2 separate regions of the Homo sapiens genome follow, and region 1 is linked to region 2. A link is an interaction called in ENCODE POLR2A ChIA-PET data of the cell type or tissue named here. Cell type or tissue: B cell. All regions are shown on one strand. Links, peaks and the distances in the headings refer to the core of each region. The heading gives the core; the rest is flanking DNA.

What was found. ChIA-PET counts read pairs that join two places held together with the same protein. Peaks named below come from ENCODE experiments on the same cell type or tissue, not always from the same donor. Only the 100,000 strongest peaks of a DNase experiment are listed, where the experiment ranks them.
Region 1: POLR2A ChIA-PET joins it to region 2 with 5 read pairs; 1 of 35 experiments calls an interaction of 5 or more read pairs at or near these places.

What each region holds. Positions count from the first base shown.
Region 1 is chr14:89,162,085-89,167,461 of GRCh38, forward strand. FOXN3 (forkhead box N3) reads right to left here. Exons shown (of 6, transcript NM_005197.4): 6 at 1-885. The coding sequence ends at 330. Among named protein-coding and RNA genes, the nearest start is that of FOXN3-AS3, 190 kb to the right of the region's middle. RefSeq lists enhancers at 2,907-3,838, 3,083-3,132, 3,333-3,462. In B cell, for the core only: no CTCF peak of the experiment used is centred there; DNase peaks (open chromatin) are centred at 2,657 and 3,397; H3K4me3 peaks cover 1,823 bases; H3K27ac peaks cover 3,270 bases.
Region 2 is chr14:89,327,270-89,332,646 of GRCh38, forward strand. The region is part of intron 3 of FOXN3 (forkhead box N3); the gene reads right to left. Among named protein-coding and RNA genes, the nearest start is that of FOXN3-AS3, 20 kb to the right of the region's middle. RefSeq lists enhancers at 2,846-3,095, 4,035-4,084. In B cell, for the core only: no CTCF peak of the experiment used is centred there; DNase peaks (open chromatin) are centred at 2,792 and 4,362; H3K4me3 peaks cover 1,085 bases; H3K27ac peaks cover 1,142 bases.

The sequences.
Region 1 (5,377 bases), core at 323-5,322, 170 kb before region 2:
AGCCACAGGTTTCTGACAAGCTGGAGGAAGCAATGGTAATTTTGGCTTTTTCGGTTTTGTCTTCAGATAATGAAAAGCTTTTGTAAAACAGCTGAGTGTCAATATGAGTTCTATGGCTTCAATCTCCTTTAAAAATAAAATTCTTAAGGGTCCAAAACAAAGAAGAGGGGGCAAATTAAAACAAAATAAAAGGAAAAGAAAAGAAAGAAAACCAAACCAAAAACAAGAAAAAAGAAAAAAAATTGCTGATATTGCCACAAATCATTAGAAATCTCCTGACATGCTGAAACCAAATGGTCGTAAGTTCAAAACAAATCAGTGACTTGTTTTTAATTTTTTGTGGTTTCCTTTTGCTCTTTCTGCCCCTTTGCCGTCCGATTGGTGATGTTATTCAAACAGGACCGGATCCCTGCTAAGTGCAGGAGGGACCCTGCCGCTTCTTTCATCTCCTCATCATCGCTCTCGGGGGGCTTTTCGGTGCGTCTCTTTTTGAGGGGCAGTGTGTCGCTGGGGACCTTCCTGGCCTTGGCGAAGTGCTGGCGCTTCTTGTGCTGGGATGCGTACCCGCTGTCCCCCAGAGAATCCTTGGGCTCCTTCTGGCTGTGCTTCCTGTCGTCCTCTTCCGTGTCGCTGGGGCTCTCGTGGCTCCGGAAGCTCCCCTCGCTGCCCTCGCTGCCCTCCTGGCTCCCCTTGGTGGCAAACTCATAGTGGTCGTCGGCTGAGGAGGAGGAGGAGGAGATGGAGTCGCTGGTGGGCGAGGTGCTCCGGGCGTTGGAGGACTTGGCACTGCTGTAGTTGTGATCCTCCTTGGGGTCTCCGCTGACCACTGGGGAGCCACAAGATGGCTCACTCTCAGTCCGCATCCGGCAGCTGGTGATGCCATTCCTGCAGAGCGAGGACAGTGGGGAGGGACGGGAGACAAAGAAGGGACACAGTTAGACGTCCTCAGATGGGGGCACCCGGCAGCCCGCCTGCATTCAACCATCAGTCCCTTTGTGTTCAATGGAGCCACTCGCAAACTGTGGGGGCAACAGGTGGATCTGCTTTGAAGGCAGGGTCCTAAATCCTGACACCTCAGTCTCCCCTGCTTATCTCCTATAATGGCAGTTTCACTCCATTTGTGTGGCTGAGACGTCAAAACAACAATCTTCTGAAGCGACAGTGGTGGAGGCTCCATCTCTTACATTAAACCATAAAAATCAAGCTGTGCTTGGTTCGTGTCCCCGCCAACACCACAGAGTCAGACACCGCCAGACGATGTTGGCTGGGTACTTCAGAGAAAAAAGCCTGCTCTCGTCTGAAGCGGCTACATTAGGAGGCTTTTGTCAGAAGACTAAACCAGTGTTCAGCAAAGATACCTGCCATGTGGTGACAGCTACTCACTCATGCATTCCCTCCCTCGTTCATGCAATCTACAAATACTCACTGAGCGCCTAACAGAAATGCATGACCTTAGGGAGGGTTCTGGGGGAGGGACACGGGGTTGGATCGGATATAGACACTGCCACAGCGATGTTGCAGCCTAACAGAGAGGCAAGCCAGGGTCGCATCACAGACCAGAGGGCAATAAACTACGACTTCCCGAACTCAACACCTGCCAGGCGCTCTGCTAAGTCTGTGCAGAGGACCATGTTTAACTCCGTAAGGTGGATATTAGCATCCTTATTTTACAGTGGCTCGAAGTGAAGCCTGGAGAAGTTCAGTGATGTACTTAAAGTCACACAACTGATCACTTGCGGAGCAGGGACTGGAATCAAAGTCTGACTCTCAGACTTGAGGTCTTAGCTACATCACCAGACCGACCCTCCTTTGTGATTTCCCTATAACAAGGTCCCTGCTACCCATGCCTATAAGGCGTCTGTAGCACTCATCACACCTCTGATTATTTCTTTGTGTCTTTACATCTGAGCGATGTACTTTCCTTGTGCTTCCTTATCGCGAAAGTGGGAATAGTAACTACACCTGCTCCCCGTGGGTGTGGGGCTGAGGACACGAATTAATGCCTGCAGGTGCCTGGACCACGGCTTGGCCTGACAGCAATGGCTGTGAAGCTTATTCCTGGTTAGGACCCATGCTCCTTATGTCTGGGAGGCAGCTGCCTGTCTGTTAGTGCCTGGCGCCCAGCCTTCAGAAGGATGAATACTTGCAGGAGAGGAGGGTCACTTGTAGCTGAAGGGGACGAAGGGTGGACGCCAGGGAATGTTTTGTGGAAGACAAGGCATCTGACCTTGGACACAAGGGCTGAAGAATTTGGCAGGGATGGGAACTGTTCTATGGCACCATGCTGGCCCGGTTTCCTGTAAGCTCATCTACCTCGTGATCCATTTCTAAGAGTTCTGGGGAACATGACCATACTTTTCCTGCCTAGATGACCCCAACTGTAAGTACTCTTACATCCCCTCCATAGAGGGCACTCCCCACCATCATTATGAACTGTGTGGTCATGTGTCCCATTAGAGAGCTAGCTCCATGAGACAGGGTGTGGTTACTGCTAGGCCCCCAGTGGCTATCGCCGTGTCAGCACGGTGGACACAGCAGATAAACTGAGGAAGTGCGGCACAGGTGGAATCACGTGGCTGAGAGCATGAAGCTTGGGAAATGACTGTGGGTCTCCACCACCATGACTCACCGGGCACACGCTGAGGATACGGCACTGGTAGAAGGGCTGTGGGGTCAGGACCACCAGTGAGATAACAGTAGTGACAATCTCTACCCTGGCTTTTCTCCTGTCACCCTCATGGGCCTTGAGGCTCAGGGAGACTTCAGCTGCATCCCACATAGAAAGTGAAAGGGGAAGGGAAAGAGTCCCTAATGAAAAGGGTGCAGTAGGGAGTGAGGCGAAGGAGCTGCTCTCCTGGGGCCCCAGGGCCGGTGGTATTTTGCTAAATTTAGGCTGGGGGAGAGACTCCGTACTGTCGTGTCCACCAGCAAAATGTATGAGGGTCATTATCAAAACTCAGCCTTTGCTAGATGTCCGAGAGCCTCCTGATGAACCCCAACACTTACAATGTGTGCATTTGTACACGGAAGTCCCAGTGAGACCCAGAAGGGTCCCAGCTTGTGTCCTGTGCTCCGTGATCCCAGATACACACCACCTCCCCTAAATCCTTACAGACAGAGCCTGGCTTGCAAGCCACACACGCCTGTGCTCATATCCCAGTGTTGCTTACTGGTGACTTTGAGCAGGCTGTTTTACTTCTTGAAGACTCAGCTTCCTCATCTACCTTGTGGGGCTGCGTGAGGATTAAATGAACTGTCCTGAGCACAGAGCAAGGCTGTTTGTGGTGCCTGATCATGTTTTTTACTTGTGGTCCGATTCCTGCGACTTCCTGCTGCTGTGACTTGTTCACTCTGAGCAGTCTTGTTTTCTCTTTCTATTCTGGATCGGGAGGCGTATGGGAACCCAGCACCAAGTCAGAGGAAACAGGCCCTTCAAGAGGAGTTCCTCCAGGGCTTGCCTGTGAACACAGCCCCTGAGCTTTGGGGTTTGGCCTCCTCCGTATCTGTTTTCTGCAGACTTCCTATTTCTTGGCTGTGTCTTGGGTGCATAAAGATGGCTGGGATAAGATTACTTTGAGGTGTCACCAAATGTGAAACTTGGTAAATGTAATTAATCATACAGCTAGCTATTAATAGTTATTAGAGCAAACGAAAATGAAAGTCTCGTTGTATGGTCCTTTTAATTTTTGCCATTTGAGGGAACTACTGTAAAATACAAAAATAATTCACCCACTGAACTAACATCAAACAGTTTCATAGTAAATCTAAGTATACTTGAAAGAGTAAAGTGGGCTATATTTAGCTTTTAATAAATGGATTCAGTTCTGAATGTTTCTTTTAAAAAATAACTTGGGGCTTACAACTCACGTCACTACCACAGTTAAGCAGAACATGATCCCTCTCTGAACACAGATGGGGAGAATCACGAGTGGGAGAGTGAGAAATAAAGCAAGTGCTCCACAGTGCTGATTCCTGGTGAATCTAGGTGAAGGGTCTGTGCTATTCATTGTGCTTTTCTTTCCCTTTTTTCCTAAGTTTGAACATTTTTTAAATCAAAGTTTTAGGGAGGGGGAGAAATACTCTAGAACCAAAGCAATGATGTTAAACGTGAGCTCCACACTATCATAAGAGGAATGGTTTCGAGCCTGAGAATGTCTCTTTCTTTCTTAAACAGGGAGATTAGCAGCATTAAAGAGGGGGATCCAAATGGAAACTTTCTTCTTAAAGAGATCCCATGGATTAAAGGGAGAATAGAAAAGAGAATGATTCCACAGCCCCTGATTTGATGCTGTGTGGGGCAGAGTTTCCGGTACCACCTAGAATCAGACTGCATGCCAACAGAGTCCATGACCCAAGTCCCTATTGGAACACTGGCCTACTTAACCCATTTCACAGAAAAACAGAAGCTCAGAGAGCCCCATGGTTGTTGAGTGGGGTGGCCCGGACAGTCTCAAAGATGGTTCAAGCAGGAATTCAAAATATCTCCCTGTCACTCCTGAAGAAGGAAGTTTACTGTGATGAAGACAGAAAACCAATACATCCACTGATAATATTTCTGGATGAAAACAGGTACACAGACATAACTTCAGGGAGTGAGAATTAAAATATAAATGTCTCTCTTTCTCATTTGATGAAATTAACCTTCCCTGAGATTTTAGCTTGGGATTATGTAATCCATAAGTTACACACAAAACTCAGCAGGAAGTGAAAAGCTCCTTCAATTATTAATAACTTGGTGCAATGTTATTCACGATGGTGCAAGCCAGCTGCACTGACTTGGTGTCAAATGTTTCCCGCCGCAGGGATTGCCATTACAGGACAACAAATGCTTAAAAGAAACCAGCCATTCTGAACATGTTGGAAGGTGAATTTCTAACCACTTTCTTAAAAATCATTCATTAAAGTGAACATGTGATACATCCGAAATGCCTGCAATTTTTCAGTTTTAGCTGAATTTATGTGTAACGATATTGCAATTAGCATAAATCAGAGCCACCTGATTTTACTGGGCCTCTAAAAGTTTAAAGCATGTGGCTCAACAAAACCACGTGCTATTCATCTCAGATAAAACCTGGTACTCATTCTCTTGTCAAATAGTTGGAAAATATCAAACATAAAAAGAGAAATCACATTAGTTCAAACCCAGAATGAGCAGGCTTTCAGCTAACAAGTCAAGGTGTAGGTTTACGACATGGCCATCTGCCATTTTTTGTTTGTTTGTTCATTTGTTTAACCAATTAATTAGGGGTTCCACTACAGTATAATGAGCATGTGTCATCTCTGCCTCTTACCTGGTGCACTAGGAGTCTCTCTGGAACTAATGGCTCTAATTCTAAAGGATATCATGTAGGGTAGTTGTCCTCCCCAGGGATTTAGT
Region 2 (5,377 bases), core at 231-5,230:
CTACCATTATTATATGATGTGCTTAACGACTACAGATCTTATCCCTGACTGGGTGCCCCTTGCTAGGAGCTTGGCTGCTGCCATCTTTGGGGTTACCAGCCCTGGAATGCTGAGGATGGTGCTTACAGAATTTAAAAGTGACAAGTATGCGACAAGGTTTAAACTGGGCAGGAAACTGACCTACAGCTTCAAGAGCAAAAGGAATGGATAATTTTAACCTAATGGATTTATACAAATCCACAAGTGGACAGAAGGATAATGGTAAAAGGCACCTCTACCCGCCAAAAGCCCTATGAAAGTTGATGAGGCTATTTACAGATGGTATCTTTCTTCTGGAACTTCAGGGCAAGACATCTGTTTAGTCTTTCAGACTACTAGTTTACCCCTCAGATGGGGCCTCAAAGTGTTGCTAGGCTTCTGACCATACCAGAGTTGCCCAAGTCTCCCCAAAGGCACAAATGAGCAGGGAAGCCACTTTAAAAACTTACAATAAATCCTCCTCACAAAGGCTGGCTAATCTCGAAGTTTCCAGTCTTTAAACATTATAATAAGCAGAGGCTACCAGAATCAGAAGGAACGTTAGAGATGATCTAGCCCAACCACCTCATTTTATAAACCTAGGGAGGGAAGTCCATTAAGATGAAGTGACTCAGGTTTACAGGAATTAGCACACAGCTAATCAGGGCCAGTGTCAACACTAAAAACCCAGGTTTTCAGACTCCCAAATAGCATTCTCCCAGACCACAGGCTAATGCCTTCCAAAATGTCACCACTGTGTTTCAGTACTTCAATACTTGGGAAGAGCTTCAAAACAGCCAGGATCGTTAAACTACAGCACTTTTGTACAGATGACCGAAAGCAAGTCTCATGTTACATTAGATTTGTTTACAAGTCCATCTTTCTAACTGGAGGTGTACGCTCTGATGACAGGAAACCTGGCTCAGTCATCAAGGATCCCAAGTAACCCGCACAAAGCATGGCACACAGGAGTTCCAGCAGCCCTAGATGAATGGGCGAAGAGACATTCCCACCAGCAGCCCTGGATGAATGGGCAAAGAGACATTCCCAACAGCAGCCCTGGATGAATGGGGGAAGAGACATTCCCACCAGCAGCCCTGGATGAATGGGTGAAGAGACATTCCCAACAGCAGCCCTGGGTGAATGGGTAAAGAGACATTCCCAACAGCAGCCCTGGTTGAATGGGTGAAGAGACATTCCCAACAGCAGCCCTGGGTGAATGGTTAAAGAGACATTCCCAACAGCAGCCCTGGATGAATGGGGGAAGAGACATTCCCACCAGCAGCACTGGATGAATAGGAGAAGAGACATTCCCACCAGCAGCACTGGATGAATAGGAGAAGAGACATTCCCACCAGCAGCACTAGATGAATGGGCAAAGACACATTCCCACTAGCACAGCCTCAAAGGGAAACGGAGGCTTGGCTTTTTGGAGGATGGCCCTTAGGAATCCATCTGGGGCTCCAGAACAGGTAATTACATCACAGATAATTCCATGATCTCAAATAACTGACACCACGACAAGGGTAGAGCTTGACAGGTGATAACAAGATAAAGAGCAGGTACCATCCTCCATTTAGATGTGGAAGAGAAAGATATAAGACGTGCAATGAAATAAGCTGCCTATGTCATTCAGCCATGGGACTGGCACAGAAGGAAAAGAGGACAAGTAGTACTCAGAGGCCACGGATGCAGGCCTCCTCCATCTCAGCTTACCTGCTCCTGTGCTCAGCTTATAACCATGCAAGGCCTCGGCCTGCCATCTGGGAAATACAGCAAAGTAGATGATATAAGAGAGGCCACCGACCCTCACCACTGTGCAATTCTTCGGCAGCTGGACCACACCAGAAATCATGTTGCCCAAGATATAGCACCCCTCACGGAACCAAGCCTAGTACATGGGTAACAGATTCATTCTGACATAGATAGTAGGTGTTAATTTTTCCCAGGCTGTGATGCTTACACACCCTTTAATACTAATAAAGCAGGAATCAAACCAAAACCCCAAGCTCTTTTTCATTATTATTTCCAGAATATCCATGGAAAAAGTCCTCAACATTTAAAACTCGGAACATAGCAGAAGGGATTTGGGGTGTGCCAGTGGTCCTCAACTGGGGTTGGTTTTGCTCCCCAGGGAACATCTGGCAATATCTGCAGACGTTTTCCATCACCACAACTTGGTGGTGGGTGGGGGTGCTACTGGTACCTGGTGGGTAGAGGCCAAGGATGTTTCCAGACATCCTACAAGGCACAGGACAGCCTCTCACAATAAACAATTCTCTGGCCCCTGCCGGACGCGGTGGCTCAAGCCTGTAATCCCAGCACTTTGGGAGGCCGAGGCGGGCGGATCACAAGGTCAGGAGTTCGAGACCATCCTGCCTAACATGGTGAAACCCTGTCTCTACTAAAAATACAAAACAAATTAGCCGGGTGTGGTGGCGGGCACCTGTCCCAGCTACTAGGGAGGATGAGGCAGGAGAATGCTGTGAACCCGGGAGGCGGAGCTTGCAGTGAGCCGAGATCGTGCCACTGCACTCCAGCCTGGGCGACAGAGCGAGACTCAGTCTCAAAAAAAAAAAAAAAAAAAAAAAAAAAAAAAAGAATTATCTGGCCCCAAATGTCAATAGTACCAAGGCGGAAAAACCCTGGGTGGACCTAAAACTCACAGACTATGCTAACGGTTTCAAGATCATTATCATGATGTGTGCCAGCCATCCCTGCTCCCCCGCCATTTGTGGTAAAGTTCAATGTAACATAAAAATAAACTATTTTCTTAGCTCCCAGTAAGCCCAGTTAACTATTTTCACTGGTGGAGTTAGAGAGACATCCTCCAGGTTTCCTTTAATGCTGCTGCTGACTTGAGGGCTGCAGAGATTCTGACAGGGTGGCTGGAAGCACAAACCTGTTTGTCAATAACAGTGGAGGGGCTAGAAGCACAGGGGTGCCTGCCAGGTAGTAAGAAATCTCCAATGCCCTCAAATAGAGCCAGCGGTAGACTCCTATCTGCCACAGCTTGTACGGGCAGAAATTGCCCTGCACTGGGAGTATCAAAAATCTTAAGTCAGCTACAAGAAAGAAACAGACATCCCGCTTCTGCTACCCAGCTGCCCCTGACCTCATTTCTGGCTCACCCCGAGTCTTCTGACTCTCATATCCAAACATGTGAAGCAAGAGTACAGAATGGAGCCAGCGTGAATCACTGTAACTTGTGGGTAGGAGCATGTCGCTTGAATTGCCATTTGCAGGGAGCCTGGAGGTCTTGCAAAGAAAGAGGGAAGAGTAAAGAGAGAAAAGGCTATTTGTTTATGGGTTAAGGCTAAAGACCAACTGATGAAAGGGGTGAGACCAAAAGAAAAACCATAAACGATGTTTTTCCTTGGCATTCCAAAAGCAAATTGTGGGTTTATCCAAATGCTGCAATTGGAAAAATCAGAGCTATTAGCACATGAAAGGTCATTGGCTAAGCATCACTCGCTGCTGTAAAATGCATCACCTGTGGAAATGCCAGCAGTCATCACCTGCCAGGGATTCCAGAATCAAGGCCACACTTGGCCACAGTCGGTTCCATGGATTCCTAAGGCCAGGGAGCCTGTCCTGTTTGCCTCAGAATCCTCAGGACCTGGGCCCACCAAGGGGTAGGCTGAAGGAATAAACGGCTGCTGGAATGTGAAATGAGGTCTGTCTACAAGAAATGCTACGTTGTTCTGTTTCCTCTTCTTCTTTTGCGCCTAGATTCATTTTGGAATGTGTGATAAAATACACAAAATATGAAATTTGCCACTTAAACAATTTTTTAGGTGTACATACAGTTCAGTGGCATTTGGTGTATTCACACTGTTGTGCAACCATCCCTACTATTTATTTCCAGAACTTCTTCATCATCCCAAACTCTGTACACATTAAATACTAACTCCCCATTCCCACCTTCCCCCAGGCCCTGGTAACCACTAATCCACTTTCTGTCTCTATGTTATTTGTCTATTCTAGGAAAACTTCATATAAGTGGAATCATATGATATTTGTCCTTTTGTATCTGGCTTTTTTCACTCTGCATAATGTTCAAAGTTCATCTATGTTGTGGCCTGTGTCAGAATTTCATTCTTTTCCAAGGCTGAGTAATATTCCATTGTCTGTACAAGACACGTTTTGTTCATCCACCACCTGCTGATGGACGTTTGCGTTGTTTCCCTGAGTGTTGCTTTTTAAACAGGATGGTCTATGGATTTAGCAAAAGCAGTGGTGAAGGGGACTGAGGATGAAGAACAGACTCAGACTCAATCTGTTACTAACTCCCCGTGTGATCTTAGGACCACATGGGTCTCCTCTGTGTTTTCAGTTGTAAAATTGAGGAACTGAATCAGACCAGTCTTCTCCAGCGTATTTTTGGCCACCATTTATAGTAACAAATAGGCTTCATTCTGACTGAGTTCACACAAATATACCATACATAACTGAAACAAAGGTTTCACAAAATAATAGCCTCCTCTGTGCAATGCACTCTGGTATTTCTTATTCTACTGTATTATTTTTTGTAAAACAAAAAGATAGTTGTAACCCCTACATTGATTTCATAACCCATTACGGAGTGGTAATCTTTATTTTAGATTACTTGTTCCCAAATTGGTGTTCCTTGGAATATGTTGATCAGTGTGCTGTGATTTTTTTAATGTCTGTTTGATAAAATGTAGGAAATATCTTAATTTTGGCTTACTACAAAGAAGTTATAATGAGCTGCGTTTCCCAAACTTATTGACCACGGGCAACTTCATGTATACTCAAAACTAAAGTCCTAACAACCCCAGGAAGCTGTTCATGTGGTGTCCCACCTAAGGACTCTAAACTGGGTGATTTTAGGTTCTTTTCTGCTGCAATATTCTATGATTAAGACACTAATTCTCAACATGTATTTTCTGTTGAACAGCGCAGAGAGGGGCAGACACCCTGCACAGTTAACTATGACTCACTAAGTCAATGATTTTAAATACCATATCCAGCTCTCCAGGGTCAGGAAAATTATATACATATATTTTAATAACAGACTTCATCTTTTAAGAGAAATTTTAAGCTCACAACAAAAGTGAGCAAAAAGTACAGTCAGTTCCCATATACCCTTACCCCCATCCCCGGTCTCCATGGCCTCTCCCACCATCAACACCCTATATAATTTTCTTAATGTCCCTCTTGTGATTCTGATGCTTCACTCCTTGTCCCTTAATGCTGGTCTAAAGACTTTGTTAAAACGAAATTTTCCAGACAAAAATCCACTCAAGATGGATTAAAACTTTAATTCAATGTTAAGACTTGAAACTGTTAAACTAGAAGAAAACAAAGGGGGAAAACTCCATGACATTGGTCTTGG